Linked DNA regions of Homo sapiens: region 1 is linked to region 2. Evidence: chromatin loops called from intact Hi-C (ENCODE). Cell type or tissue: stomach. All regions are shown on one strand. Links, peaks and the distances in the headings refer to the core of each region. The heading gives the core; the rest is flanking DNA. Region 1 overlaps CHST15 (carbohydrate sulfotransferase 15). Region 2 overlaps CHST15 (carbohydrate sulfotransferase 15).

Region 1 (15,363 bases), core at 2,843-10,842, 74 kb after region 2:
AGGGATTCGTGGCTCCGAGCTCACTTCTTTGGCTGGCACTCATGCTCTCACTTAATCAGCCAATATTTATAAATGCAAAGCAAAGAGAGGAAATTCCCCAGCATTATTAAATGATATAATTGGAATCCTAAACAACTGTAATTACAAACAAAATGTGTGACATCGTCAGGAGACTGTCTCCAGGTGAATTTAAAGCATGGCTGGGGGATTTGCCTACTTTAGTGTGGGAAGCAAGGGTGCACCTTTGTCCCCTGAGGGTCAGGGGGTGCAGGACCCCTCCAGGAATGAATCTTGAGGGAAAAGTCCAAGGAAAATCCAAGAGGAACCAAATAGGAGTGTTGTCCCATCTTTGATAGGGGCCTCCTTTCAGGGAAGGAAGAGCTTGGTGCACGGCCTTCAAGGCTTGTCTGAGGCCAGCACCCTGACTGAGGGAGGGATGAGGAGGAGGAAGGCATTGGTGGTTCCCGGCCCCAGCCGGCCAGGTGACCCAGTTTGCCTGGCTCCCTTCTCTGCCCAAGTGCCTCCTGGTAGACAAGAGCCACCAGGTGGAGCCTGCCGAGGAGGCTGTGTGTGCTGGTCAGAGTACGGATGGGAAGTGATGGATTCAGCCAGTGTAGACTCAGCACCAACCTGGCACTACACCTTAACACAGGCCCTCCCATGCCTGGGGCTTACTACTGGGAAAACTGAGGCTCAGGGAGGCAGCCTTCCTCTGGAGTCACAGCCAGTAAGCAGAGGATCTAGGACCCAAATCTAGGCCTTTTAACCCAGCTTCCCCTAGATGTGTGTTTGGCTTCAACATTTCCCCAACCATCTGATCTTCAGTGGTTGCTACTCTGCACCCACAGCGTGGCAGGCCCTGGTCCAAGAGAGAAGGTGCAGGACGGTGCTGTGACCAGTTGTGTGCTTGGAATGAGGCCTGTGTCTCCACCTGGGCGTTTCTACCACATTGTGCCTTTTGAAACTTTCTCCTCTTGGTGATCCTGCGTGACTCTCAAAACAAACCCGATAGGTGGGTGGGAAGACAGGAGTCAGTCATTGTCACTGTCAGCAGATGAGGACAGTGAGGGGCAAGGTATCCGGCTAATGTGGTCGTAGAAGGTGCCAGAGCCCTCCCCTGCAGGCCCTGGGACCACTGAGTTCTCTCTGCAGGAGGCTGCCTGAAAAGGACTGGGAAAAGTGGGGCAGGTGTGGGCTTTGCACTGGGGACTCCTAGGAGGAAGCGGCTTAAGCTGGGCTGGGTTTAGATGGACAGGGAGAGGCAGGGCAGGGGGGAACTCCTGACCCAAGGCACAGTTTATTTTAATAGCTTTAAATAGTGTTTCTTGCTGCAGAAGAGCTAATATCTAATATGCACGTACAGTCTGCTTGCTACCGGGCACTTTGTACCATGCAGAGTGTGCCGACTCCCATCCAGCGCCCTGGGGGCAAGCCCTTGGATAGTTTCTCCCACACAGAAGGGAGGGTGTGCCCCTGCCCTCCTGCTGCGGGTCAGCACTCCGACTGTGAACTGGAGAGCACAGCTGAAACTGAGCCATAAGTTCATGGGCACCATCGTGATCCTCCCTGTGTTGTGTATGCTTGAGTCTTCGTGATAAAAGGTTTCTAAAACTCCATCTGTGAGAGGTGAAAGGGATCTAACCTTTGTTCATTACTGCCAGCCCCTGTCCCAAGCCCTTTCAATGCATCGTCTCATTAGAGATCCCCTGAAATCCATCCCTGTTTTACAGGTGGGAAGACTGAGGCTCACAGAGGTTAGTTCTCCCATCCATAGCTGGTATCAGGCAGGCTCAAGGTTCAATCCTGGGTCTGCTGGCGTTTGACACTCAGGGAGTTTTTGCCTTCCCTAGCTGGCTCCTAAAAGCAAAGGGTTTTGCTGGCAGGAGGCCTGGGCTTTTATGCTCAATTTTGCGTTTTGCTGAGGATGACAAGACAGTAGCTTAGCAGGTGCCTCTGCTCAGAGGAGATCCCCAGGGGCAGGCTCAGTGGACAGGAGGGGTGCAGCAGTAACAGATTGTCCCTTAATCTTCAGTCCCTGGAGAACTCACACACCAGAGAAAGAGCCAGGCAATCAGAAACCCTCCTTATAGAGGTGAATTTTCATTTCTGGGAGGAGAAGCCGGTTTCCCTCCAGATGTGAATCCCAGCCCTGCCACAGCCCTGGGAGGGCAGCTTTGTAAGGCACCCTGGGCCCCGGCACACCCTGCTGGAGTCATTCACCGCCTTCCTGTGGCACCCGGATGCAGGGGCAGCACAGACCCCTCTGCCTCTGGCCAGCCCCCGCCACTGTTCCGCAGCACACCCTACCCTGAGGGGTGCTCAGAGGGGCCAGTGAGCCTGCCTCAGAGCAGGGTCCCGAGAAGCCTGGTGCCTGGATGAGCAGCAGCCACAGCCCCTGGGAACTTGTCAGAAATGCAAACGCTCTGCCAGTCCCAGACCTCCTGAATCAGAAACTCTGGGTACGGGGCCATGGTGTGTTTCTCAGGCCCTCCAGGTGGGTGTTTGTGGGGTCCGGTTGGAGAGCCACCAGGGCTCGTCACCACTCCCTCCTTCGTGCCCTCTGGGGTCGGGGAGACTTGCTCCAGGGCTTGCTTTACTCTGACTGTCTTCTCTCTCCACCCACTCCTTTTCTCCATTGCATGCATCACAAGGTGATCGCGGAAGTCTGTTTCTTTACCAGTTGAGCTCTGTCTCCATGAGATTGCAGCCTCCCTGAGGCCAGGGCCACTTCTGTTAGCAGCAAATCACCATTGCCTAGCAGGGTGCCTGGCACATGGTGGCACGAGCTCAGCTTATTTGCCAAATGAATGAATGGGGACTAGTGGGGAGGCTGGCTGGGGACTCCCAACTGAAATCCCTAGTAGGGGACGGAGAGGCTCGGCCTGGTACCTGTCTGGGGAGAAGTGGGGACTGGGACTGTGCTCAGCTCAGCCTTGGCTCTCGGTGGGGATTGCTTTTCCCTGGGGCCCTGCATGGGGGACAAGCTCCACAAGCACAGGTGACCTGGCTTCAGGTCCTGGCTCCAAGGGTATTGGCCACTGACCCTGAGTAGCCCCCCCCGCCCTGCCCTGCACCTCCATGTTTCTATTGGTGAATCAGCTGGCACGGTTAACTTCAAAGGCTTCTTGCAGCTCTGATGTTTTCTAATTTTAAGCACATTGGACACTTGCCCTAAATACGCTTTTTATTTTTGTTCTATTTTGATTCTCTGTCCTATACCGGGAAAAGGTGAGGGGAAAAAAAATCTGCTGGGGGCTGTCTTTGTCCTGTCTTCATGGTGCATATGGTTGCAGTAGTGATACTGCCTGCACCAGAAACTGTCACTTCAGGTGACCACACTCCCCCTGCTTGGCAAGGGGGCTGGGGGTTGGGGTGGGAATTGAGGGGCGTTTGGAGCAGATAGATCAGAGGGAAGGCACAAAGCGGGAGGGGAGCTAGCCCCGGGAGAAGCAGCCGAGCGCCAGGAGGCCTTTGCCGCCTGCAGCCCCTGCGGTTTCCTCTTTTCCTCCGCTTCCTGGCTCAGCCCTGCCTGCTGAGGAGGACCATGCTGCGGTGCAGGCCTGTGTCCACCTGAGACAGCACAGGGGGCTCTCATGAGGATGGACACAAACAAGGTTTCAGAGAACTATCTGTCAGGTGCAGGTGCCCAGCCAGGTGCTCGGACAGACTACAGCTGCTCTAAAACACCCCAGCCTGCCACAAACACCTGGCTGCTTTCCTTCTGGAAAGTTCTCCTGTTGAAAGGCACGTCCTCTGGAAAAGAAAAACCTCATCAGACTGGTCTCCCCTACGAGGGACGGCCTACAAGCCTGCCAGGGAGACAACTGAAAAGCCCCGGGAGGCGGGTGACTTAACAGCGAGTTGGTCTCGTCATGATTCGTCTGCGTTGGAGGTGACAACACATGTTTATTTCTGAGACCGGCACGTTCTCATTTTCTCTTTAGTTTCGGCCCAGCTTGAGGTCTTTTTTCTGAGCTGGCATGTGAGGTAGCAACAGTGTGGGTTGGAAACAGCTAATGAATTTTGAAGGCAACTTATCCACTCTAATTGCTTTTCTTCCTCTCCATCCTCCTCCATGGTTAGAAAAATAATGAAATGGGAAAAGAATAGTTAGCATCTGTACATATTTTGCCCAATCTTTCATTGTCTTATTATTAGCACTGTATTCAGCAGTTGCACCCGAGAACCATGTTGAGGGCCAGAGTGCAGGCTTTGCAAGGAGGGAATGGTGGAGAAGCCACAGTCCCTGCCCTCAAGGTCAAGGTCCAGGTCAAGTTGGGCAGGAAAGGAAATGTGACATGAGAGTGTCTGCCTAAAAAATGGGAACTCCAGGGAGGAGCCTGGGGAGCCAGGAAGTGCTGCATGTATGAGAGGATGAGCTGGAAGTTTAAGCCAGGCCCAGGACTTTCTACACATAGAAAGCCATGGAGGCTTTAAGCAGGGCTGGCTGTGGCCAGATCACTGCTTTGGAAAGCCCATGCTGGTGGCAGGGTGCATATGAGAGTGCAGAGACCAGGGGAAGGAGGACTAGCCAGGAGGCTGTATCAGCTTCAGGCAGGTGTAGATGGGGCATAAACAAAGGGAGTGGTGTGAACTGGGGAGAGGTGGGAGATGAGAAGTTCTGGGCAGACACAGATAGGCAGAGCAGGGTCCCTGGGCACTTGGAGAAGAGGCAAGGGGAGAAGCCCTGGAGAAGGGGGCCTCACAGCAAAAGGGGATGAGGCTGTTTTTTTCTGGAAGCTTTGCTAAGAGTTTAGGGTGAACTGTGGAGTTAGAGGAAACTGTTCCTAAGACTGCTCTCACTTCTGACACCAGTTGCAAGTTCAGGAGAGATATTCTCCAACCCACCTTCAGGTTTAGTAATTTTCCAGAAGGATTCTCAGAACACACTGGAGGCTATTACACTATTGGTTATGATTTATTACAGGGAAAGGATGAAGATTAAAATCAGCCAAGGGAGAGGAAGTGCAGGGGGCAGACTCCAGGAGGGGCCCAAATGCGGAGCTCTGAGTCCTCCTCTCCCTGTGGAGTCATGGACGGTGTTAGTGCCACTGGCCATGGTATGTGGCAATCCTCGTGGAGTATTGCCAGGCCAAGCCTTGGGGGTCCAGGCCTTTTACTAGGGTTCCGTCACATGCAGATGCTGTGGCTGACCTTTAGTCTCCAGTCCTACCAGAGTCAGAACTGATACCATGTGGCCCAAGGCCCCATCATCAATCTCAGTGTTAGCCTGCCTATGACCAAAGCCCTCAGGCCAACCAAGACACTTCTGTCAGGCAGGACATCCAGGGGCCCAGACATCACCCCCAGGAGCCGAGGGAAAGGCCCGAGTTCTCTCTGAGTAGAGTTAAATCTTCACCACACGGCTTGCAGTAAGGCACGAGAGAAGGAACAGAAGGGTGAAGACCCGGGAAATGGGTACTGGAAAGTAGAAAGGACTTAAATAGAAACATCCTCCTGTGTACTTGGTTCAGTAATGATTAGATGCTGAATTACACACACCCTCACAGTCAAGGATGTTCCTCTGGCATCAGGCATTTGGCTCTTCACTCATGTAGGTTGTCTTTGGGGTGTCTGTGGTTGATTTTTCACATCCCGTTGTGTGCTGGGCATAGAGGTCACACTGGGAACAGAGAAACAGCCAGGATATTGTGCGAGGAACATGTACACCATTGGTGGCCACAACCTTGACCTCTTCCCTGCACTTCAGTCCTTACCTGTGAAATGGAGGCATGGCGCTACCCACAGGGTGTTGTGAGGATGAAATGCAACCCCTAATATAGGAATTCTTTGCACATGTAGCACAAAACCCCCCATAAAGAAGCAAGAACACCTTGTGTTAAAATCCAGCTTCTGAAAGTAACTTTGCTAGGATAACTCTTTTGTGGTACAGTGAAATGCCATACCACTTTGGAAAAGTGCCCTATGGTGTTGGGGCAACTGCTCCTGAAATAATGCCCTTCTTCTGTGGTCCTAGGTGAGGCTCCAGGTTGGGCTCTATGCTGTGTACCTTCTGGACTGGCTCAGCGTTTTTGACAAGCAACAGTTTCTCATTCTTCGCCTGGAAGATCATGCATCCAACGTCAAGTACACCATGCACAAGGTCTTCCAGTTTCTGAACCTAGGTATGAGTGTGGTGCTTAGACTGACGGGCCAAAGCATGAGCTCCGTGGACTTGTTCTGGGAGTCCTCTGGGGCAAATGCAGACCTGGTCAGCTGGGTGGGAATGGGCTGAGCTGGGAGGCCTGGGGATGTCCTTCAGGAGGCCTGTTAAGTACCATTTATTGAGCACTAGCTGTACATAGGTCATTGTGCACAGTATGGTGAGGGATTCTCTGGAGAGAAGGAGATGGTTTCCCTTCTGGGAGCTTATGGTCTAGTGAAGGGAGAGGAGGAAGCCATAGCTCACCTAACTGAATGACAGGTAGGATGCCGTGGGGAAGGTCAGCACTGTCATGTAAGGTATGTGCTGATGGTTTGGGATCCCAGCTACTGCACGGATGAGGAAGGCTTCATGGAAGGAAAGGGCCTGAGAGCTGAGCTTTGTAGGACCAACAGGATGTCACCGGGGGGCTGGAGCAGAGGACTTGGGGCTTAGAGGAGGGAACAGACAGATCATTGCATCATCTCCGGTATTCTTGGAAATTCCAGGAGTCAGAGCCGTGTGGCTGAGTTTTGGCTGCTGATCATGGATGCTGGGCCCCTGGGGCATGAGCGCCTGCCCTCAGCCTGTGGATACCAGCCCCCCCAGGGGCCTGAGAGTCACTTTGTGGTGACAGGCCACACTGCTGACTATGGTGATGGCTGGCAGAGGCATGTGCTGGCGGAGCGAGTGCTGCCCATGTGGACGGGGCACCGAGGGATGGCTTGAAAGGCTGAGCAGGCTCGAACAAGCCGCCCTCCTTCCCAGAACGCCTCCTGCAGCCCTGACTAATGGTCTTGCCCGGGAACTTGGTTAATTGAGTATTTCTGAAAATATATCTGCCTGCCACTGGGACTTGGGCCTCTTTGATCATTTGATTTTGTTTCTCCTTTTTTTGGAGTTTGATGAGTTCTTTCCCTTCCAAGGCTTAGAATCATCTTTCTTTGATTTGACCACATGTTGACTCTGTCCCATTAATGAGCTTGTCTTTTGTCCCCAAGATGGATAGTAAGGCCAATTCTGTGTTTCATATGGCCCTAGGATGCTGGGACATGCTTTTTCTGTCTATGGGCTAAGGACTTTGGCCAGATCCCAAGAGCCCCCGGTAAAGAGGCTTGAGCAGTGATGGGTTACACCAAGAAGCTGTGGCCCAGAGGGCGGGGCGTTGGGGTCGCAGCCCTTGCTGTTCTGTTTCAGGGCCTCTCACTCCAGAGGGCGGGGCGTGTGCGTGACTGACAGCCCCTCCCGGCCTTTTCCAGGGCCTCTCCTCACTCCAGAGGGCGGGGCGTGGCGGTGACTGACAACCTCTGCCAGCCTGTTCCAGGGCCTCGCCTCACTCCAGAGGGCGGGGCGTGGGGGTGACTGACAGCCCTTGCCGGCAGGCCTCTTCTCCCTGATCTCCTTGCTGCAGATGGAGGTTCAGCCAGTGGGGGCTCTGGGCACAAGTGGCCTCCTCCCAGCCCTCCTCCCTATGGCCACTTCACAGCAAGACGCACAGGGTGAAACTGTGCAGGCCCAGGGACCTTGGCATGAGCAGCCTGAAGTAGAAACGATGATGGCGGAATTCCAGAGGGCTGCTGAGCAGGAAAACCGAAACCCGTGGGCTGTGCTCGGCAGGCCGCACGTTCCTCCAAGGACGGGCTGACACCCATGGAGAGCAGCCCACCAAGGGCAATTGGAAGGGAATCCTTGAGGTCAGCCTTAGACGCTGTATCATCATTAAATGCCAGCTGGGCTCCCCCGAGGGTGGGCATCCTGCACCCGCCGCAGAATTTCTTCGCAATTTCCTGATGGTGTTTCCACCTTCCTCCCTCAGTGCTTCCAAAATGGATCCAGCCAAAGAATTTTAATCCCTAAATATGTTCTCTTAAAGGAAACTCCTGTCTGAATACGAAGCATAGCTGGGATTTTTGCAAAGTCCCTTTTACTTCCTGCCATGCCTCCTGCCTTACGGGACTCGTCTTCTTTTATTCTAGGGCCCTTAAGTGAGAAGCAGGAGGCTTTGATGACCAAGAGCCCCGCATCCAATGCACGGCGTCCCGAGGACCGGAACCTGGGGCCCATGTGGCCCATCACACAGAAGATTCTGCGGGATTTCTACAGGCCCTTCAACGCTAGGCTGGCGCAGGTCCTCGCGGATGAGGCGTTTGCGTGGAAGACGACGTGAGAGCTGAATTGTTGCTGCACGTGCTGGGCCCGCCAATGCCGTCATCATCAGGATTTTACAAATCTCTTTGCGGGGAACTGTTTCACTCATGGTATGGAAAACCCCAGGACTCTGCCACTCTAGGCACACATGAATTATAACCATTTTGGAATTTCCTTCGTGATGTTCGAGAGCTCAGCAATGGACCCCTCACAGAGCTCCTCTATCCGAGGCCATTGGAGACCCCAGTTTCTCAAGAATTCAGCTCTGCTCTGAGCGTCCTGGAGCTTGGGGATGCAGCCAGCTGGCCTGCACTGGGTGTGGAGAGAACACCTAGGGAAGGCAGCCTGGCCCTGCCCGCCTCCGCCTTCTGGAGAGCCTCTGGGTTCTGAGTCAGCAAGCCAGAGGTCATGCCACAGGCCTGGCTGGAACTTACACTTCACGTTCCCTTTTTTTCCCCCTAGAGATGGGGTCTCGCCGTGTTGCACAGACTGTCTGTATTCAATGGCTATCTTCACAGGTGTGATCATACCACATTCACTTCTGAAACACTCTTGTTGCGATCGCTAACCTCACTGGGACAGAGAACCGCAGTCTTTCGAGAATGGAGGCTCTTCATTTTTTTTTTCTCCTTTACTCCAAACTCAGCCCTCCAGTTTCTTCAGATGTAAACCCTGTTAACGTCACTGTTTCCAAAAGGAAAAAAATAAGTCAGTTTTTGGCAGCACCTTCATCTTTCTGACCTCCTCCTATTCTGTCCTTGTGGACTTATGTTTAACATAGAAAATGAATGCGTTTAAAACAAAACCACTTTCTGCATTTAACCAGTCCTGGCTCTCTCTCTGCTGCCTCTTCATACGTTTTCTCAAGAACTTCAGTTTATAATTGGAAGAGAAATTTTTGCTGTTAATGCCAGAATGAGCAACCTCAAGGAATTGAACACTTCTTGGAAAATCTAGGTAATTCAAGCCCTCATCAGGTTTACAAGATCATCAGAGAAACAGAGGATTTTAATTTTTAGTTCTGGCCGGCTACAGGCTCCATTTCTCTGCCTTCCCATTGGAAATAGTTTATTTCCACATTCTCCACTGCGTGTGGTCAAAGTTCCTCACCCAGCAAGGGACTATAGATACTCGTGTCCCAATTCCAAAACACAATGCACAAGCTGAACTTGGGCTGAACGTGGCGTGTTGAGATTTGGAATGAGGTTTCTAAGAGCCGTGTTCTTCATGGAATTTTCCAGGCCACTTGGCAGCTTGGTTTACCGATGGATGGGCTAGAGATCTTGTCGTTTCTTGGAAGTCACAGGGAAGATTGAAGAGAACGCTTGAGCATCCTTGGCAACAGCCCAGGTGGGACCTGGATGAAGCTTTGCACTCAAGTATTGTCAAGGGAAGCTTCCTGTGAACCAAAGTTCTCAGGCCAAGGTCTCGCCCACCAAAGCCAGAAAGTGCAAGCACCCGTCTACCCAGCTCTAACTTGTATGTGTGAGACAGACCAGGCTTCGGGGGTAGGAGGATCTGCAGTTGTTCAGCCGTCTTTCTGCTGGTGTTGTCTTTCTGCCATCAGAGAAGGGACACACAGCCCGTTCGAAGGTGTGCAGAGGGCTCTGAGCGCCAGGATGGCCAGGGCTGTTTTTGCTACTGAAGGAGCGTGTGTCCTGAACTCCCACTTGCAGGGACAGTCCCCACCTTCTCTATAGCCGGCACTGGGAGCAGCCGCCAGCAGGGAAATCTGGCCTGAGCACAAGGATGCTTTAGGGAGAGATCACTTCAGTGTGTGTGTATATTTATTTGCAGTACAGTGCGCGCGTGTGTGTGTGTGTACGCGCACGTGTGGGTGAGTGCGTCTTCTGAGTGGGTTCTGTTCAGTTGCTAATGAGGCTCCTCCGCTCTGGACACAACCCTTTTATAGATTAATTTCTCTGCCAATTAACTTGTCATTTTCAGTACATATTTTACTATTCCACACCAACCATAATTACAACAAGGGATTTTTCTTATGCACTCCTATGCATGTGAATAACATGTGGTGTAATTCTGCTTCTTACAGAAGTATTACTGAAGGTATTATTTCCAATATTATTTGGTTTATTATGCGGATCTTTTTTATATATGCAGTCCCATCCCTTCTGTGCCACTCAATGCCATCCAGACATGGTTTTTCCCTCCAGGGGCCTTTCTCTCCAGAGGGCACTTCGGCTGCCTCTGCTTCCTCTCATTCGAGGCCCGGCTCTTGCTGACAGAATAGGTTCCGTTCTGGGCGGTGGTTCTCGAGCCTGCCATTCAAAACCAAAGCAAATTGGAGCATTTCTCACAACATGGTATTGAAGTTCCTTTTTGTTCTCAAAAGTTGTGACCGTGTTAAATTGTACTCCCTTAGTCCTGTAAGGTATGTTAAGTGAATCGCAGTTACGCTGTACTTTTATTAATATTTAACATAATTAAAGATGGACCCATAAGAGTGACGCCTGTGGAGCGCGTGCTCTTCCTCTGCAGCCAAGCTCTTCCTGGTGCATGAGTGAATCGCAGTGGTTTAGTGTCGCACCTGCTCGAGTTGTGCAGGCTCTGTGTAAAGAGGAGTTACAGCTGTGCTGGCTGCTGAGAGACGAGGTGTGATTGTGCGAGCAACAGGCAGAAGAAAACTCAAGACCAGAGAGAAAAGGATTCAGATGTTAGCAGGGACTCCCTGTGCGAGTCCTGTTGGGGTGTGAGTCAGGGTGGGAGGTCTGGCCCAGCCACAGTCAGGCCTAGCGTTGTCTTCAGACCTTCAAATTTGAAGGTTAAGTGACCACAGGCCTCATTCCGGTGGCCTGCCTGGCCCCTGGCAGCTGTGAGTTTGAGACCCCTGGTGTCTCTGGCACATGTCCTTATTGCTGAGGGCAAGCCCGCAGAAGGAGGTGTGGTGTGCACTCAGGTGGGGCAGCCAGGACAAAAGACCACAAACAACGGAAACTGATTTTCTCAGTCTGGAGGCCAGAGACCCGAGATCAAGGTGCTGCAGGGCTGGTTTCTCTGGGGGTCTCTGTCCTTGGCTTGCTGATGGCTGATTCTCTCTGTGTGTTCATGTGGCCACACACACACACCCCTGCTGCCTCTTCCTCTCCTTATAAGGACACCAGTCGGAGTGGATGAAGGCGTGCTCTGACAGCCTCATCTTAACCTCATCATCTCTTTAAACAACTTTATCTGCAAATGCAGTGACATTCTGAGGTACTCGAGATTGGGACTTCAACATACGAATTTGGGGCACACTTTTCAGCCCATACAGAGGGGACATCTCAGGCTTAGGGCTCTGAAAGCTGGGCCATCCTGAGCACAGCGTGGACCATGGTGGGTCCCCCAGTTCTGGGCAGACCTTCCTGGGGGAGCCTTCTCCCCAGCACCACCTCCCACAGTGGTGTGTTGAGGTAGGGGGCAGGTGTGTCCAGGCTGGAAATAGGGAAGACCCCATCTTTTCCTGCGAGGGTCAGGAATGGCTTTACCCAGCAGGGAATGGAGGACGGGTGGGAGTCAGGAGCAGGACGGCTGGGGTGCATCTTTGAGGGCTGAGGGTATGACCTCCCTCCATTTCAGATTTCCTCTGAAAGCCTCTCCCGTGAGGCCACCCACTCCCCACCGAGAAACCAGCCCTCGGGAAGGATCCTGATGAGGAGTATGCCTCTTCCCCACAAAATGACCCTATTTGGGAACTGAAGCAAAGGCTGTGCTCCAGGTGGAGGAACTCCAAGGATCCCTGAGTGTGGAGACAGGGATTATGTGGGTGACTATTTTCCTGTTACTCCAGAAATCTCACCCTCCAGGCAGCTGTGCTGCCTATGGTGAGGTGGATCCCATGGGGACTGATAGGAAAACATCACTCTGATGAATCGGGTTTTCCCAGTACTTCACCGGGCAAGGTTCCCTGCAGAGCAGCAGAGACAGAATAGGTCCCGTGGGGCAGAAGCTGCATCGGCCGGAACAGCTGTCGGCCTGGGAGCTTTGTGAATTTATGTTGCTATAAAGGAGTACCTGAGGCTGGAAATGTATAAAGGAAAAAAGGCTTGTTTGGCTCACGATTCTGCTGGCTAAGGATTGAGCATTGGGTGAAAGCCTCAGGCTGCTTCACGCCTGGCGGAAGGTGAAGAGGGCGGGCTGCGCAGAGGTCACAGGGGAGGGCAGGGCCGGGGGAGGGAGGTGCCAGGCTCTTTTTAACAACCTGCTTTTGCGGGAACAAATAGAGCAACAACTCACTACCCCCAGGATGGCACCAAGCTATTCTTGCGAGCTCTGCCCCCATGACCCCAACACTGGGGATCAGATTTCAACATGAGGTTTGGGGTACACACATCCAAACTACAGCAGCTACTATAAATCACCCCAAACTTAGTGGCTCAAAGCAACAGAAGTTTATGATCTTACAGTGCTGGAGGCCAGAAGTCTGAAGTTGGTCTCACTGGGCTAAATTCAAGTGATGAGCAGGACTGGTTCCTTCCAGGGGCTCAAAGGGAGTGTTTTCCTACCTTTTCCAGCTTTGAGAGGCTGCCTGCTCTCATGGCTCCTGGTTCTTTCCTCTGTTGTCAAAAGCATGGCATCTTCAAGTCTAACTCTCTCCCTCTGCTTCAGAGATCACATGGCCTTCTCTGACCCTCATGCTCCTGGTGTCGTAAGGACCCTCTCGATGACACCGGGCCCACCAGATAATCCGGGATCATCTCCCCATATCTGGATCACATCTGCAAAGCCTCTTTTGCCATAGAAGGGAGCATATTTGTAGGCTCTAGGGATTATGACATGGACATCTTCAAAGGCCCGTATTCGGCCAAGCACAGGAGGGTGGTGTGGAGAGCTGGCCAGTCAGCCAAGCGTGGGATGGAGGAGGTACCCCGTGGCTGGTTCCCTGTGCTCTACTGTACAGCTCAGGCAGGTCTGAGTGGGGAGGGGGCTGCCCTCAGCAGAAGGCCGAGCTTCTGGATGCGTCTATTTTGGGACAGCGCACCTTCCCGTCCAGGCAAGGCCCTGTGACTGGGGTAGTGGAGTAGGTGGGACAGGGTGACACGAGGGGTCAGGCCACAGACCCACCTCCTCCTCAATTCACATCACAGTGTTTTTCCCGTGGAAGGTCACCTGGTTTCCAAGAGTCAGCCTTGTCCCCCACAATGGAGACAGGACAATTTCTCCAGCTCTTGGTAGAAGTAATTTTTGAGTGCTTACTAGTTATTTACCTTTTTACTTTTTAAAAAATTCTTGTGAAGTTACTTTGTGAGTTTTCCAGGATGTGTGTAAACTACACACATCAGCCACCTAGGTAGTTTTGAGTTGCTTTGAAGTTCAGCTGTTGTTGACTTCAAAGGCAGCAGCTTATGAAAGTTGGAGAAATAGAACATTTTCCAGTCCCTATTCAGGGGTTGGTGACCTCCGTGGCCCCCAGCCTCGTGGCTTTGGGCTTTGGAAGGCTGGTGTCTGGTCTCACTGATGGCTACAGGCTGGACTCACCCCCACCATCTCTGTCCTCACCAACCCTGTCCCCAGCCCCCTGGCTCATCCCCAGTATCCTCTACAAACCTGCTCCTACTCGGGTCCAGGGCAGGAGGCTGAGCACTGTGGGCCATCCTGGGAGCCTCAGGCTGCACAGGTTGCTGACCTTGGACTGTAAGGGCTGAGTACGAAGGCAGAAGGTGGGGATTCTCAGGCAATGCAGCAGGCCTGCGAGAGACTCTGGGGAGGAGCAACAGGGCTCTCTAAATTGCCACCTGCAAGTGGCTGCGTCCTCCTACCATGGGGCACCCAGGACCCAGCTCAGGCTTGCACCTGGGTTCTTCCTTGTTGAACCTGTGGCAAAGCAAGGAGGAGACTTGGTCTACTCCCTCCTGGGCAGCCTCTGCTGACTGCCCTATAGGTGCTGGGCACTGTGTCTGGGACACAGAGACTGTGAAAGGCCTCCTCTCCCACAGTGGAGAGCTGCCAGCAGCATGAGGAGGCCGGGTTCATGCAGGGTCCTTGGCAGGCCTGAGGGCCAGTGGGGATCCTGGGGGCTTTCTGGGGTGTACCCTCAGCTCTGCATGCTTTGAAAGGCCCCTTTAAAGTCAGGTCCTGGTCAGATCTAGAAGCGGGCAAGTCTCAGCTGAGGCTGAAACCTCGGCCTCCCTGAGCCTTGTGACTTGCCCAGGGTCGGAGGCCCAACGCCCCCTGAGGAATTCTCTTCCTGGTACGGCAGAGAAAGGTGGGGGCCAGGGAATCAGGGTGGGGAAATCCCAGCTGCCTCTCCCTGCACCCTGGCCCATCTCCCCCAGGTCATGAGCCATCCCCCTTCGACTGTTTTCCCACCATAAGGGACTATGATTTACATCTACCAAACTCTGCCACCGACAAGGACAGTGTGGGAAGAGGGTGAGCCCTGAGTGGAGCCAGGTGAGCTGGATTCAAAGCCCAGTTCCGCAGCAGAGAGCCTGGGAGAGCCATCTCTTAACCTTGGGTACACCACAGGCCCTTTCTGCACCCACAGGTCTGTCTTGCTCATGAGTGGGTCTCAGAGTTTACAAATATAGACTGAGGATCAGAGAGGCTGCATGCGTGCCTGAGGTCACACAGCTCAGATCCCCAGAAAGAGAGCAGAATGCAGCTCAGACATTCCGAGTCAGTGCTTTTAACCATAGTGCTGCATTATATACCCTCAGCACCAGCCCCAGGCTTCCATCCTCAGTAGCCTGTCTACATTTCAAGGGTTAGTTCTCCTTCCCCTCCATTTCAAATGCCCCCCTTTCAAGTTCCCTCAGGGAAGGCCAGTGGTTTTTGGGGTCACCTGGGCCAGGGTTTTCTGCAGCTCAACCCATCAGGGGTCTAGGTGATGACTGGGATTTCTAGGGGGAAACAAGGGAAATAAACATGGCTTTTTCTGCCAAAAGGCTCTCTCAGCCGAGACTTGCTGGCACGGATATTGCCCCTGCCCTGGGCTGGCTGGCGTGAGTTGTCTGCGCCTCCCTGAAGGCAGACTTCAGGGGCTAGCTGTGATGGGCTAGCTGCGGTGAGGAGTCCCCTGAGCCCTGAGTCACATCAGAAGCACATTGCTCCACCCCAGGGCTCGGCCTTGCCCAGGG
Region 2 (15,363 bases), core at 3,196-11,195:
CGCTTCCAGAACCCTGGCTCTAGCCTTGCGGCGGTTCCGGGCGGGGAGGCCAGAGCTCTCCCGCGCCTAAGCCCGTGGGACCCGGTTCAGGGAAGGGGGATGGCGGGGGCGGGCCTGGGAAGAGATAGGGGAGCGGCTGAGCCCCGAGCGGTGTGAACTTTTGCTCCCCGCCCCCTCCTCCTTCCTCCTCCCCGCCCCGCCCCCACTGCTGTCCCCTCCCTGCGCCCCGCCGCGTCTCGGGAGGCGGCGTGACTCGGGAGTTGCCGGCGCTTCCCGGCGGTGGCGGCGTCTCTGGCCGGCCTTGGTGCGGCGAGCCGAGCGAGGCAGCTCTGAGCCGCGCGGTGAGGCCAGAGGCGGGGAGCCGGGGCTGCGGGGCGGCGAAGCTGGGGAGCCGGATGGCAGCGGCCGGGGCGCGGAGGCGACGCTGGCGGTGGAGATGTAATGCGAGTCTGTTGGGTTGTGTGTGCCGGGAGATAGGACGCGGTGGCTGTGGGTGGCTGGGTGGCGGGCTGTGGCGCAATTGGCCCCCTGGGATGGCAGGATAGAGGCGCCGGGGCGAAGGGAACCTTGCCTTTGGGAAAATGAATGAAGAGCCGTGGAAGCACCTTCCCGACTCCTCCAGGCAACCGATGGGCCGGCGTGCGCGCGAGTGTGTGCGTGTTGAGGCTTCGGAGCCGCCCGGGTCCTGGGCACAGCTGCTTGACCTCCCCGTCGCTGTCCGGGTGCCCACGTTCCCGCCCGCCCTGCGCCCGGGGCCGGCCGGCGCGGCTGGGACGGCGGGTATAGAGGAGGAAGGCTGGGGCTGGGTTGCCGGCTGCTGGCGGCTGGAGGTCCGCGCCCAGTGTAGGGAAGTCTTCGAAGGAGGCTGCCAGGCTGGAGGCTGGGACCAGCTCCTGGGGGCGGGGGCCCTTCTTCGTCTGCCTGCGTGCGCGGAGCCGCTGTGACAGCTGGGCGCCTTCGCCTTGTTCACGTTGGTTAAGTTAATTGTACCGAGTTCTCGGGAATGAAGTGTGGCTCCGGGATGCCCCGCAGAGGGATGTGACAAGCCGGTCAGTGAGGCTGAGCAAAGGGGCTAACCTTGCCTCTGGGCGCCCTAGCAGTGCCCCCAGCCCCTCTTTATCAGCTGCAATTCCTGAGTGTTGTGGGATGCCTCGGTGGGTTAGGGTAGCCACCCAGCGTTGGGGCAGAAAGGCCTCGGAGGGCATCTGCACCCCCGAGGGGCCCTGAAGTAAACTGAGGCCTAGAGATTTGCCCAGCGTTTCTCCTGGACCCTCCTTGGACCTTCCTGGACCATTATCCATCCCCCGCTTTCCTGCTTCTCCTCCCAGGACCGGCAACCTTGCAAAATCAGGAACCCTCCCTTCCAGAACATGGCACTTACTAATTTTACAAACTGAATGTTGAACTAGGATCTCTTGATTGATACATAAAGACATACATAGATCATATATGATTTTATTCAAAGTAGTATAGGAATAAAAATGCCTTCTAAGTAGGTAGGTTTTTGCAAACAAGTTTTTCTCCCCCAAGTTCCTGAGAAACTGTCAGAAGATTTTCTTTCTTGCCACCTCCTAGATGGGCACACAGAGCTGGTGAGGTAAAGTGGCTTGTTATGGCCTTCCTGTGGGCACATAGGTGAGCTGGAGGTGGAGCTGCAGGTCTGGGCTTCCCTCCAAAGTCCAGCTCCGGAGGAGAGCCAGCTCAGGAGCCCTCTGCAGAAGTCCAACCCTGTCTTTGCGGCTCTCTCCTCTGGGCTTTGGATGATTGCAGTGAGCTGGCTTGTAGGTGAAGCATGCAGGGGTAATTCATCCAGGATATTGTCCAGGGGGGTGGCAGGCAGGTCGGCCCACAGTGGTCACATGTGTGCCTTGCTTTTCTTGGATGATCAAAGCTCGCCATGTCTGAGCCACTGTCCTGGCCAGGGACCCAGCACGGTCACCGTGGCTGCTGTGAGGGCTGCAGTTTCCTTCCACACCTTTGTCATCCCTGGTTGCTGCTGCCCCTGGCCAGGAAAAGTGAGATATCAGAAACATTTGATTTTTCACATGCCTGGAAGAGAGAAGATTAATTCCTGCATCAAGAAGAAGTGTTTGGGGAAAGGTTGGTAACGTGGGAAGCGGATTCTACTTATTTGGCGTCTTGAGAAACAGCAGACAAGAAATTCCAAGTTAACTAGCTGGGCCCCAGGAGTCTGCAGTAGGGGAAGCTGTAGATTAGTGCTGGACTGTGGTAGTCCAAGCCATTTCGAGTTCGGCTGGAAGGTCCCCTGCTAGTGGAGGGGGCTGGGGAGAAGAGGGAGACCCCAGGGCTGTCCTGAACAGGTGAGCACATGCCCATCTACAGGGGACAGACTAGACTCAGCTCCAGCCAGTTGGGGGGAAAACAGTGTCAACAGGTCTTGTGAATTTTCGAGAGGATTCTCCAGCCTGGGTATTTAAATGTGGGCTCAAATTCTAGAAGTATGGTAGAGGGTTAGGGGTGAGTGCCCTTCCAGGAGGTCTGAAGCTTGCCATCTGGCCCGGTGCTTATCTATTGGGAAGGGTGTCACTGCATCAGAGAGCAGGGCACAGGAGCCACACCCATTGTGGGCCCAGGGACTAAGAACTGATGGCTGCCCATCATGCCTGCGGCCAGGTCCCTAGGCTGGAGGTGAGGCGGGCAGAGCTCCTTCATGTACTCGTGTGCCATGTGTTCATTCAGCAGCTGTTGAATGAATTGCCATGATGTAGAAAGTCATCTGCATGAACCTTTTCATATAATTCCTTTCACCAAATAGATCCTACAGCTGAGCCTCTGGGATGATTTGGCGGGGCTAGGACAGACAGGGTCCCAGCCCTCATGGGATGGGGACAAGCGGAATTGGCTGTGTAGACAGACAAATGGTCCAGAAGCTGCCATAAGAGCCCAGAAGGGTGGTGATGCAAAGCAAGGCTTGGGAGCAGGGGTCAGGGAGTGGAGGGTGGACTCGGGGGAGTGTGAGGAGTCTCCTTTTCAGGTGTGGACATTGAATTTCAGAGCAGTGGGTGGGAGGCACCCACCCCCTGAACAGGGGATGCTCAGGTATGATATTAAGTTGGGAGTGACTTGCCCAAGGTCACATAGCCAGTAAGTGGAAAGTCAGGGGGTCTCTGATCTCCAGCTCTTGGCCAGCTCCTTCATCTCCACTGTACTGGGCTGAGGCCTCTTAGAAACTCCCAGAGGTGTGGACACTCCCTGTAATTGGCAGCTGTCATTTTTCCCATCTACACGTTCAGGCCCTGTCCCCGTTCCTAGGGCCTCAGCAGGCCCAGGATTGCAGAGATGCCATTTGGAGCATATTTGTATGAAAGAAGAGTCGTCTAAATTCTAAAAGCAGAGACTGTTTTTAAAAGTGGTAGCTGACTTGGGAGTGTCATTGATCTGAGCAATCAGCCAGCGGACTTCTCTTTAGCAGCTTGTGATTTGGAAGTGACTCAGTCACTGGTGAGAATCACGCAGCCTCCCTCCCCTTCTGGTCTGTAAAGGGGATGCTCAGGTATGAGATTAAGTTACTTCAAAGGGTCACTCTGTTCCAGTGCTGTGAATGAGGAGATCATGTTTGCACTTAGCTGGCTAAGTGTTGGGAGGCTGAGTGTTTCCACTGCTCAAGGCATTTCTTCATTGGCCTGCAGTATGAGGGTCTGATTTCTTTACTGAGATAGTTTCTCCTTTCAAATAAAGCACTGGGACAAAATGATTTATGTGTAGACCTGTGTCTCCACAGCAGGAGATGGACCATAAATGGAACAGTTATCTAATTAGTGTGTCCAGTCTAGGTGTCTAGTTAGGAGTGTCCAGGAAGAAGGAGAAAGGTTTTGTGTCCATTTGGGCCAACATAGATTTTTTAAATTGTAACTATGGGAGTTGGGGAGGAAGACAGTTCATCGCAAGACCTATCACGTGCTGCGTCCCTATAGGTTTGAAGCTGGCCCTCTGCTAGACAGGTCACACAGGTATATCCCTTTGTGTCCTTTAAAGGGCTGGGAAGCTGTTGGAGATGACACACACCAAGCTCTCAGCCATCCGGATGTGCAGGAGGAGGGATTGGGAATGACGGTAGAGGCAGGAGGGAAATAAGGGGGTGAGGGGAGAAGAACAACTGTGGCTCCAGAAGGAGGAGGCGGCGTGAATCAGCAAGTGGTTAAGTTGTGGGGAGGTGGCAAGTGGGAAGCAGTTTCTCATCTTCGCTGATTTCCAAAGGGATGGAGAGGAAAGGAGGCTGTCTGCAGCAGGACCTGCAGCGTTTCTGCCCTGCAACCCTGGGCCAGGTGCATGGGGGCAGAGAGCCAGCGCTCAGCACAGAGCACAGCACTCAGATCAGTGGGCGAGGCGGAGCTCGTGCAAGTCAGAGTTATGTAACGCCGTTGACAGGCACCTTATGGGGCTTGGCAAAGTGCAGCAGGAGCCCGGGGTAGCGACTTTGAGATTGGAGTGTTCCGGGAAGACTTCGCCCCCTGGCTTGAGGGCGGGTGTCTTTTCAGAGTTAATACCTGCCAGTGCTTGGCACAGTGCCTGGCATCCAGTAAGTGCTCAGTAAACACTGGCTCGGGTGATATTCTTCAGCCCCGGAGCTCCTAACCGTGCATGTCTCCATATTTGATTCCAGTATATTCTACCTCAAAGGATATAGGCAGGAGCCCCTGCAAGCCTTGGCTCCAGCTAGGTTTCCTTAGGGTGGTGGCTTCACTCTCTGGACTCTGTCTCCTCATCTGTGCGAGGAGAACACTGGTAAACAGCTACCCTTCAAGACCCTTCAGCTGACCTTGCAGCCAGGCTGTGGAGCAGCTCCGCTGTGCCCATATTTGATGCAATTAACCAGAGAGAGGAGACCGCGTGGCTCTAGGTGGAACTGTGCTGGTGTAGCTCGCTTGTGAATGTTACATCTCACCCCACTCTCAGCTTAAAAGAGCCCAGAGGGGGCCTGGAGGGCGGGGGGGTGGGGGCTCCTGGCTTCGGCAGGCTCTCCCTGATGCCTATTTTACATTTCTAGAACTTATCGTGGCCCAGGCCTCTTAGATCTCTGAAGAAAGTAAGGCTGGCAGATCCTCAAAAGCAGAGGGTATCATTATAATGGAAACTTGGACACTTTCCAGAATTGCATTTGTGGTAAAAATATTGAAACAGACAGTCCAGGCACCCAGGTGCCTGGAAAATACCCCAACATGGGCAAATAATTAGATACAGGCCAGGCACAATTATGTTTTTCTGACAATAGGCTGGAACTCGGTGGCTTAGCATTTTCTCTTGAAACAGAATACGCCCCTGCCGGACCCTTTTGCTCCCTGTGGTCAAAAAGATAGTGGTGTGGCCAGCAAGGGGGAGGGCATACAAGGAGAAGTGGCGATCCCATCCCTCCCAGGGTGGCCCTGGATCTATCTCAGGGAGGTTCTGTCCTGCTTTTGCTTTTCTGTGTCCCTGTAGGTAGCTGTCCCGAGGGACTGGGCCCGTGGCACCTTTGCTAGGAGGCCAGAGCCTGCATTTCAGAGTCTAAGAGGTCGAGAGAGGTGTAAGATGTATTATCTTACCCTTCCACGAAAGTGGTCTGGGCAGCTGTGTTCCCTTTTGTAACCCCTGGCAGCTCACTCATGCTGATGGCGGTAAGTTCACCTGTACCTTCACGTTTCTTGTCAGCCAAATATTTGGCGCCCGTGACACGGAAGCTCTTTTAGCCCAGGTGTTAGATCGCATAGGCACTGGGTGGGGCAGGGCAGGTAGTGGGTTGAGCCTGGGATCCACGCTGACTCAGGTTCAAGTTCATGCAGTGCTGCTTCGTCCCATTACTGTGGCTCTGAACAAGTGGCTTAGCTTGCATCTCGGTTTCCCCATCTGTAAAATGGGGTTAATGATCTCTACCTGGTTGGGTGGCTTGAGTATTTGAAATAGTACAATTCAGGGTTCAGGGGAGCTCCCCACATGGAATCACTTTTTTCTGGGTGAGGTCTAAACCTATGGAGAGATAGAGGAGGAGGAGGAGGAGGAGGAGGAGGAGGAAGGCAGGTGGAAATCCACATGCGATGGCTGTTCCCGACTGCAGCTGTTGTTGGAGAATGTGGCTGAACCAGTGGGCAAGGAAGTGGGGAACAGGGGCAGTCAGGCAGACCCGCCCACCCCATTGCCTGCGGAGCTGGAGGAGCCTCTCCCAGCAGGGCGAAGGGCCTCCTTACCATGGGGAAAGGCAGGGCTGGGCTGTCATGTCCACGCCCTCCTTCCATATTCCTGGGATGGTGTAGAAACCACCACGTATAGACAACAGGAAAGTTACACAGGGGAGCTTCCTCCTCATGGAAGGAAACATCTGGGGTGGCGGAGAACAGTCGCCCTGTGGCAAGGAATATGATGTGCTGGGCTCCGTGCCCGGCCCACGGTTGGAGGGTGGTCAATGGCATCTGTTAGGTACGTACTTGGTAGAAGTGGCCACAGTGTGTCAAATCGGTGTTGTTGTCTGCTGTAGGAAATAATCTGGCTTTAAATTCAAGAACATCTCTTTCCTACTTGTTGGCAGAGCATGATTGAGGTAATGGTGATCCATGGATCTCAAGGTCACATTCTAAGTTGAACGCAATTCACAGGGAGCTGAGGTAGTGGTTGACTCCTAGCCTGGGCCTGGAGAAGCTTCTCTGCCTCCTCTCTCTTGGTCCCAGCCCCCCACAGGGCCTGTGCTTTTACCAGACCTGGTTCTGTGTTTGCAACGAGACGCCTGGCCAGCCGGGCCTGGACCTGGCTACACTTGGGTCCCCCGGCCACTGGAGAGGGGGAGCCCCCACATTTGCCTACTTCATCATCGAGCCCCCCACCCCCACTGCCTTCAGGAAGCGTTTGCCAGTCATTCTTGCTATCTGCTCCCCGTACCTCCCTTCCCCAGCCAGGTGTGGATCCTTCCTCCTCTGAGCTTCTGCAGTTTTCCTCTGTTGTATTTCTCAACCTTGACCCTGTCCCACACTGTGCTGGGCTCCAGTTTCCTGGGTGCAGTCTGCTCTCCCAGCCTGATGAGGCTCTCTTCAGGAGGAGGGTGTCTGGGGCTCACGGTACATCCATGTAGCTGGACTCTCACTTAGTGGCCAGTGACTGCCATGTGCTGCATTAACGCGTCAATTAAAAATGATTCTTCCAAAGGCTAGGTTCTCCTGGAGGTTTTATGTGAACACTGAGTTTGATAGTGTGGCACAGGAGAGCTCACACTTGTCACTCAATTTCCCAAGGAGTCGAGAGTCTAATGGAATAACCTTGGATTTCCTGGCATTAGGTTTTGGGGCTATTAAAACATAGTGACCACAGTTTTTTGTGTCTTGAGAGCCTTAGGGGAAAATGTTATGGAAATTTGGTTGTTGTTTCAGGAATATAAGCGGAGCCGTCTACTCAGGCGAGAAATGTGGAGGCTGCTGGTGTTTCTTATAGCTGGTATAAATAGCTTGGCTTCAAGTTCCATGCTCCTTTGTTTGGAATGTAAATATTTGCATTAAAAATATAAAGTATGTCCTGGCATGTATTTTTAGGGACTATAATTTCCAAACCCCAAATCAGACTATGGGTCTACTGAGGATTAATTTTCTCTGCTTTGTGAACCTGTGTATGTAAAGAGTCTTCCAAATGTACACACCAAACCCTGTTTGCTTTGTGCATGGAAGGAACCGCCAGGATTACAAGAAAGCAGGGTTGCCCCGGGGAGTGTGGGCCGAGGGCTTGTGTTTCTCTCCACACACTTCTGATGGTTCTGCCTGGTAGCTGCAGCGGCTCAGGGCGGTGGGGTGGAGGAGTTTTGGCCGAGATCTTGTGGGTATCATCAGGGGCCTGGCTTCTCTGTTGTTGGTTTCCTGGACATCCAGGTGGGGATTTGGCTGCAGCTGGCTGACCTCTGTGTCACGTAACCAGACGCTTGACTTTGGAGTTGCAGTTGCTCTAGGAAGATGTTCGGGAGTTTTAGTGCCCTTTCTGTGGTCTGGTGGAGGGAGCAGGAGGTTCTCATGTCCGGTTCAGAGGTGAACTGTGAAGGCCTCTGTGTGGTGTCTTCCTCCACTGGATTCCTGGGGGCTGTTTAGCTTTAATTTTTCTATGAAGGACAACCTGGATGATTGGTTAATCCCTTACTGTGGGTGGGATGTCATCTCTGGTCTGGCCTCGGCCTGTTCTCGGTAGTGGGGGGCTTGATGGGCAGCAGGAGCTGGGCAGGCCATTTGCCCCTGGTATGGGGGAGCTTGTTCCTAAGGCTCTCTGGGCAGCCTTCAATGGTCACCTTCTGGCCCAAAGGCTCTAACGGAGAAGGTTGGGCCATGGAGGTCAGCTGGCCTGCAGGGGAGGACCGAATGCAGGTGGGCCCCCAACTGGCAACCTCCCTCTTGTCTCATCACAGGATGAAGGGCAGATGAGAAGACAGCCAGGAGGGTCCTGGGCCCTCAGCTGTGACTCCCCGAGAGGCAGGTACCAAGGGCTTCCTTTGTCCTTGCTTCCCAGCCAGCGCGTGGCCCCTGCCCTTGGGAGGGTCAGCTCCTCCTCCGTCCCACTGAACACTGATGCCTCAGGACTGGACTCCTTGGGGCAGCAGAGACCCTTCCGTCTTTCCTTCCCTAGCTCTGCCTTGCAAAGGTGCAGCCTCCTGAGCCTCAGAGTGTCTGACATCTCTCTGCCTAGGCACCCTCTCTGAAACATTGTGTGGGCTTAGAAACCGTGAGCCTTGGGAAGGACCATCTTCCTCTGAGCTCTGGGCGTGTTGAACTGCGGAGGCTTACCACTTCCTCGCCTGTGGTCATCTCCAGCCTGACCCATGGTGGCGTGATCCTCTCTCATCATCCGTCACAGTTTTTAATAAAGAAAATATGTTCCAGAAAGGCCGAGTCCCCATGCCGCATCAGGTCAGTGATCCAAGTGCATTATAGTGAAAGTCAGAGGAAATAGCTGCTTTTAGGACACGCTGAACTTGCCTAAGAAAGTTATTAGTGGGAATAAATGAGGGGGAAGAAAGCATGCTCCGACTAACGAGAACAGTATCAGCCTGACATTTTGTGTCGTCCTAACTTTGAAAAGCTATTTATACCCACTTGCTAGCAGTTTCTATGAGAAATTAGATATGAGGAGATGTACAGAAGAGAAGAGTGGGAGCTGGGTGACTGTGAGCTCCTCCTCAGAAACATCTTCCAGGCAAAAAAAAGGAAAAGAAAAAATCATTTGCTCACCTATCGACAATAGAAAATCCAGGGATCTTTTGCATTGTATAAAATTTGGCTCAGAGAAGAAAAATGATGTATTGAAAAGAAGATGAAGCTTCAGTTGCCATTTGAGTGGTGGAAAATAAATTTGCTTTCGGCCCTTAAAATGGAAATAAGTCGATAGAAAAATGCAGGCCTGCCCCCTTTTGAGTCAGCAGTTTTTTTGGTTGATGAAAGGGTGAGAAGACGTGCTCACTGGAAGTCACCCGCTGGATCACTTAGGAAGCCGCAGAAGTGCCGAAGGACATGCATGTGTATCTTTCAAAGTTCTCAACTGATTTATTAAAAAAAATCATAAAGCAGACTTTTGAAAAACCTGTTCAATCTATTCTTCTTTAACAGCTTTACTGAAATGTAATGCACACACCATAAAATTCACCCAAAGTATACAATTCCATGTTTTTTAGTATATTGACAGATACGTGCAACCACTACCACAGCTAATTTTAGAACTTTTTTTAATCTCAAAAAGACATCTTGTACACCTTAGCTATCACCCCTTTATCTCCCCATTCCCCTACATGTACCCTTCAGCCTTGAGCAACCACAAATCTACTTCTTGTCTCTGTCCAGCCCAATTCCTCTATTGTGGACTTTCGTATGAGCAGAATCACATAGAATGAGGTCTTTTGTGACTGGCTTCTTTTACTCTGTGTAACTGTCATGGTTCATCCATGCTGTGGCATGCGTCAGCACTTCCTTCCTTTTCATGGCTGAATAATATTCCATCGCAGGGATAGACCACAGTTTCATGGATCCATTTGTCCATTGATAGACATTTGGGTGGTCTCCACCTTTGGCTCTTATGAATGAGGCGGCCATAAACGTTTGTGTACAAGCTTCTTTGGGTGTGGACATGTGTTTCCGTTTCTAGGGTTATGTTTTATGAGACGTTTTCACTTTCTTCTAATAATAAGATTCATTTTTTAAACAACACTCTTTCCCTGGCCCTAGAAAAGGCTTTGTTCTTAGATGGGATCCCGATCCCCCTGTCAGTGATCCTGGCTGAGATACTGAATTGTCTGAATTTTAGAGCTGGAAAGGCCTTCGGGCGAACGTGGTTCAGCCCCTTTTTATAGATGGGGAAGCTGAGGGCCAGAGAGGCCACACATAAAGAGACAGGATTGAATACCGGTTTTTGGAGTTACAATCCAATTACTCCAAAAGTTCTCCCTAAACTCTTACTAAAACCCCAGGTTGCCTTCTTGACTGGCCTGGGGCAGCAGATTAAGGTGGGTTGGGTGAACAGATGGTGGTTAGCTTGCCCTCTTTTATGTGATTATGGGTCAAGGTTTTCAGTCATCCAATGTACTCTTGCCTGTTTTCCTTTCACCCATCTGTCTGTCCATCCAATGTCCATCTGATGTCCGAGGCCCAGAACATCTCCCCATCCACCAGCGGCCGAATAAGAACAGCACCTTGTGGCGCCAGCATCTTTCTAGTTCTTTCTCCCCTGCGGTGATGGGCGGCCCGGCTGCTTATCCGGGGAATAATTAAATTAGGAACCAATTCAGAGAATGAAATTTTATCTGATTTGGCCAAGCCCGTAATAAGCAAGGGGCTGTAATTGTGACTCCAGGATACATTAGGAAGTTGTTTTTTCAAGGGTACGCTGGGTGAAAGCATTGAAAGAAATATGTGGAGACCAGGCCGGGAGATCTCCCTGGGCCAGGTTTCTTGCATGGCCTGGGGGTGTGGTCCCACAGGGCGGCTGTGTCCTCAGGCTGGTCCTTCCAGCGTTTATGTTTCCAGGCACCATTTAGCTCTGATGAGGTAGATAAAAGTGTTTTGTGGCTGGAGTGTTCTCTGTGCTTAGGAAAGTTCTGTTAAAATCCTTATGGATATCTATCTCATTGTTATCACTGATATTCTAAAGCACCTTTACAACTGTAATAAGAAGTAAACTTGGCAGAAACTCTGTGGCTATAAATCAGGGGTGCCGCTTTGCAACCCCCACGGAGCTTATTGAAAGAAATGCACATACTTTGGTCCTACATCAGCTGTTACATCAAGTCTCCGGGGATGGATGCTGGGCATTTGTGTGTGTGTGCACGCGTGTGTGTGTGCATGCGTGCATGTGTGTGCATGCGTGCATGTGTGTGCATGCATGGACCTGGATTCGTTAAGCTCTTTAGCTAAGAAACGCTGAGGGAACTTAGCAGTGATTGTAATCATTCTTCTAATGAGAATTTCCAGTTCTCCTATGGCAAAGATAAGGGACAGATAATTAGCACAGTGGTCTCAGGAATGAGCCTCATTTGTCCTCAATCTGTGATGAGACTTTGTGACTGTCTTTGAGTTTCATGTTCAGATTCCCTGATTGTAACTAACACACATTGTTCATCACTTGGTAGCAGTGGTGGAATTTTAGATCTGTTTTTCTCTTGGGGAAGGACCCCATTCTCATCCCCACAGTGGCCCAGGCTGGAGGCCCAGGAGTCTCCTTTGACAGATAGCTGGTCAGTGCAGAATTGCTTCCTTTGTGTCTCTGCCACTGGAAGGTTATCTGTTCCTTCAGAACAGGAAATGTGTCTTATTCAACGTGGCATCCCCAGGGCCTAGTCCATGGGAAAGAATGATTGGGCCGATGGACAGACAGATGGGTGAAAGGAAAACAGGCAAGAGTATAGTGAATAATTGAAAACTTTGACCCATAGTGCAGGGATGGTGAGTGTCTTTCAGATCGTCTGTTTATAGCTGGGGAAACGGAGGCCTGCAGAAGTCAGTGACTTGCCCTAATCCTTCAGCTTTGATCAAGAAGAACATTGGGGAGCCTGGCCCTTCAATGTCTTCAACTCTTCTGACTCAGGCTCTGCACATCCTCTTGAGAGTCACCCTCCAGTGAAAAGAACTCTTTATTGAGGCCCTGCTGTGTACCCCATGCTGTTCTAGGAGCTGGGGATCTAGCAGTGAGTTAGACACACAGGGTCCCAGTGCTCACAGAGGGCATATCCTCATGGAGAGAGACAGGCAGCAGACAAGGTCGCAAATATCAGAGAATAGACAGGCATAAGGGCCATGTGCTGGAGTGACCAGCTGGTGTGCGGGAAAGGCCTTTCCACAAAGGTGACATCTCCGTTGATTCTTGAATGTTCAGAGGGTGCTGCTGTCTGATGCTTGGAAGGAGGGAACAGTCAGTGCCAGGACCCCAAGGGGAGAACCTGTTGATGGGATGGGATTCATTTATGCTCGGGAGAAAGAGACTTGGTTTATTGGACGCCTGGGTTGATTTTCTTCTCTTCTGCATCCTCTGCACTGACATTTGCAGCTCTGCCTTCTCCCCGTCCCGTCTCTGGGTGAAGAACACCTGTCCGATGCTCGCTGGCCTGCAGCTGCTGCAGAGTTTCAGAAAACAGGGCTAGCAAAAAACAAAGCAAAACCCCAACATCCCTGTCCTCTCACTAAGGGCTTGGCTGGGGAGGCAGAGTTATTTTTATGTAAGCACATGCTTGAGGGGGTACGTCTTGGGGTGGGCAGCTGAAACCACACTCATAAAAACAAGACCGAAATAGGACTGTGAATTCCCAAAGGTGAACACAGGCCGTTAACTTGAATTTGGTGACAGTTCCATGCAGCCTAGGTCCTGGAGCGGGAACCCTTTGGAGGGGGATGAGGCATGGAAAACTGTTTGCTGATTTGGCCTCTTCTTTAAGCATTGCTTTCCGGCCCTGGCTGTGACAGAGACCTGGCCCTTGCTCAGGATTTGAGCCCCCTCAAGGGGAAGTTCTTCCTCCCTCCTGGTGCTGCCTCCAGCTGTTTCTGTCTCCTCGTCAGTAAGAACCTCTGTTTCTTGAGGGCCCTCCTGTTGGTTGTCCTCTTGTTGCAGCCACCTCCCTACCTGCGAGGGAGTGGGCCCCAGGCTGCCTCTCCATCCCAGGTCCTGCTGTTAACCTGGGTAACCGTGGTCTCCATGGGGCAGCACTCTGGCCTCCCAGGTCCTGCATCAGGACACCCTGAACCTTGTCTACTCCTGGACTGCTCCATACCACATGGAGTCCGTCCTTGTTAATGACGTGTTAATGCCAGGCTTTCTTGTGGAAACCACACCCAAGACACCAGCTGGTCAACCTGACACACAGTAGGGCCTCAACGGATTGTGTCATCAGTTATTTTCATAAACTTTAAATCTCTTTCTGGTCTCCCCAGACATCCTTAAGAGTGATCCTTTGTCACATTGCAAAGTTTTCCCAATAAATATTGGTCAGTAGTTGTGACAGTAATATACATCTCCATTTTATGTTGTTGACTAATTTTTAAATGGTGGACAAAACATAAATTTTTCTACATTTTAATAAATGGAAAGATAAAAGAAATTTTTTTTTCTGAGTAGTTTGGTTTAGAATCATTCCAGTTGTTCATTCAGCATCTCTTCCCAAGTCACATGAGTCCTACACCAGGCAGCTGTGGCTGTATTGACATGCTGAATGCTTGCTCAGAGTCCCCATAATCTCTTGGCACTCCTATATGCTGCCTCATACTTTTATTTTAATTTTTTATTTTGAAATAATTTCAGACTCACAAGAAGATGCAAAAATAGTAGACTCCCTGTGTACCCTTCACTCAGCTTCCCACAGGGAGAACATCTTATGCAACCCTCAGACATGATCAAAGCCAGGAAACTGACACTGGTACAATAGCATTAACTGAGCTGCAGACCTTATTTTTCTTATTAAACCTAGGGATCTACAGCATTTTAGAAGCATTTTAGAATTTCATAAGCTTTAGCATTGTTGTTTGTCTTTTAGAGGATGTTTCAATCCCTTCCAATTGACAATCAGTTAAAATTCGTTTCCGTAAGTTCAACAAATACTGGAGGATGAATTTCACAGGTTCCACGGGTCCACATGGCGCTCTATGGGTGCATCGTCTCTGATGGGTGCACAGAGGTGACCTTCTACCTCAGATCTGAGAGATTCTGAGACATAAAGAACCTTAGACAGTAGTTTGGTTTATAGGACAGACCAGGGGAGCTGGAGTTCTGATAATGGAAACCAGGCTGCATTGAGTATTTAGTATGCTTTAGGTTTTATCTACTTTATTTCATTTCATACACTCAGCAACCTTTGAGGTAGATACAGTTAACATCCCCATTTTACAGATGTAAGAACTGAGTTCAGAGGAGTTCACCCTGCCCACATTCCTGCAGCTGGATGGTAGAGTTGGGCGTGGAATATAGGCAGTGTGAAGTCAGAGACTGCTTGTTCTTAACCTTGCCGGGCTCCCTCCTTGGCTCAGGCCTGCACAGTGACTGCTGTGTGCCCTGGGGCTGTCCTGACTTCTCTGAGTCTCTGTTTCTTTACCTGCAATGCAAGAGGCTTGTGTGAGATCTGCCGTGTCCCTTCCATTTCTGAGTGCAGGTGGTTTTATTGGTGAAAACAATTCTACCCGTAGAGCTAGAAACACCCAAGCAACATCCAAATGAAATTTGTACCTTGCCCCTTGTAGGTGCTTTTAAGGTTGGTAGAATTTCTGCAGCCTAGTTTGGTTTGATGGGAGCCTCAATTCCAATTGAATTATGCTCTGGTGTATTTTAATTAAACCATCTACAAGCTGATTTTATAAAGAGGCAGAATCCCCATGTAGTGAGCTGTGCCTGCCTCCCTCTGTGCTCAACTCTGGAGCCGAGTGAGGCTCGTAATAACCAGAGGACTGTGCGAGCTGCTCAGGCTCGGCCTCATGGGCAGCATTAATTGTGAGATGCCACCGGAACGAGATGCGAGGGCATTATCAGCATATACTTAATTGATTTTGCATTCTCCACAAAGGAAGGTTAAAATTAAGCTTGTTTGTAAATGGTGTTTAAACTGCACAGGCTTGGGGATGAGTTGCAGAAACTAACAGAGCAGGGCACTGGTTGGAGGGCCTAATTTTCTCTTTAGGTGGTGGACAGAGCACATCACTCAACTAAGGTAAAGATTTTCCCATTTAAAGGGGCTGAAAGAGTGTAAGCCTCGGCTCGTAAATTTGACAGACAAGGCCTCCGCTTGAGTGCCTCAGGGATGGTCTGGACTCTGGGGATGAATGTGTAATCACATTAGCGTGATGAGTTAAAGGGCCCCATATTTTTAAATCCTCAGGCAGAGCTGCATTAGAGAAGATGCTGTTCGAGATCAGACTTATGATAAACAGGCTCATGGAAACAGCC

The links. Hi-C counts contacts between places; a loop is a spot of excess contacts. Peaks named below come from ENCODE experiments on the same cell type or tissue, not always from the same donor. Only the 100,000 strongest peaks of a DNase experiment are listed, where the experiment ranks them.
Region 1: a loop joins it to region 2, with 2.1 times the contacts of the local background. A loop is called at or near these places in 33 of 110 quality-filtered maps.

The regions. Positions count from the first base shown.
Region 1 is chr10:124,003,095-124,018,457 of GRCh38, reverse strand. CHST15 (carbohydrate sulfotransferase 15) reads left to right here. Exons shown (of 8, transcript NM_001270764.2): 7 at 5,978-6,125; 8 at 8,119-10,790. The coding sequence ends at 8,309. Among named protein-coding and RNA genes, the nearest start is that of CHST15, 83 kb to the left of the region's middle. RefSeq lists enhancers at 12,384-12,885, 13,552-14,117, 14,118-14,685. In stomach, for the core only: no CTCF peak of the experiment used is centred there; DNase peaks (open chromatin) are centred at 7,617 and 9,018; H3K27ac peaks cover 4,019 bases.
Region 2 is chr10:124,077,302-124,092,664 of GRCh38, reverse strand. The region is part of intron 1 of CHST15 (carbohydrate sulfotransferase 15); the gene reads left to right. Among named protein-coding and RNA genes, the nearest start is that of CHST15, 8.6 kb to the left of the region's middle. In stomach, for the core only: no CTCF peak of the experiment used is centred there; no DNase peak of the experiment used is centred there; H3K27ac peaks cover 4,598 bases.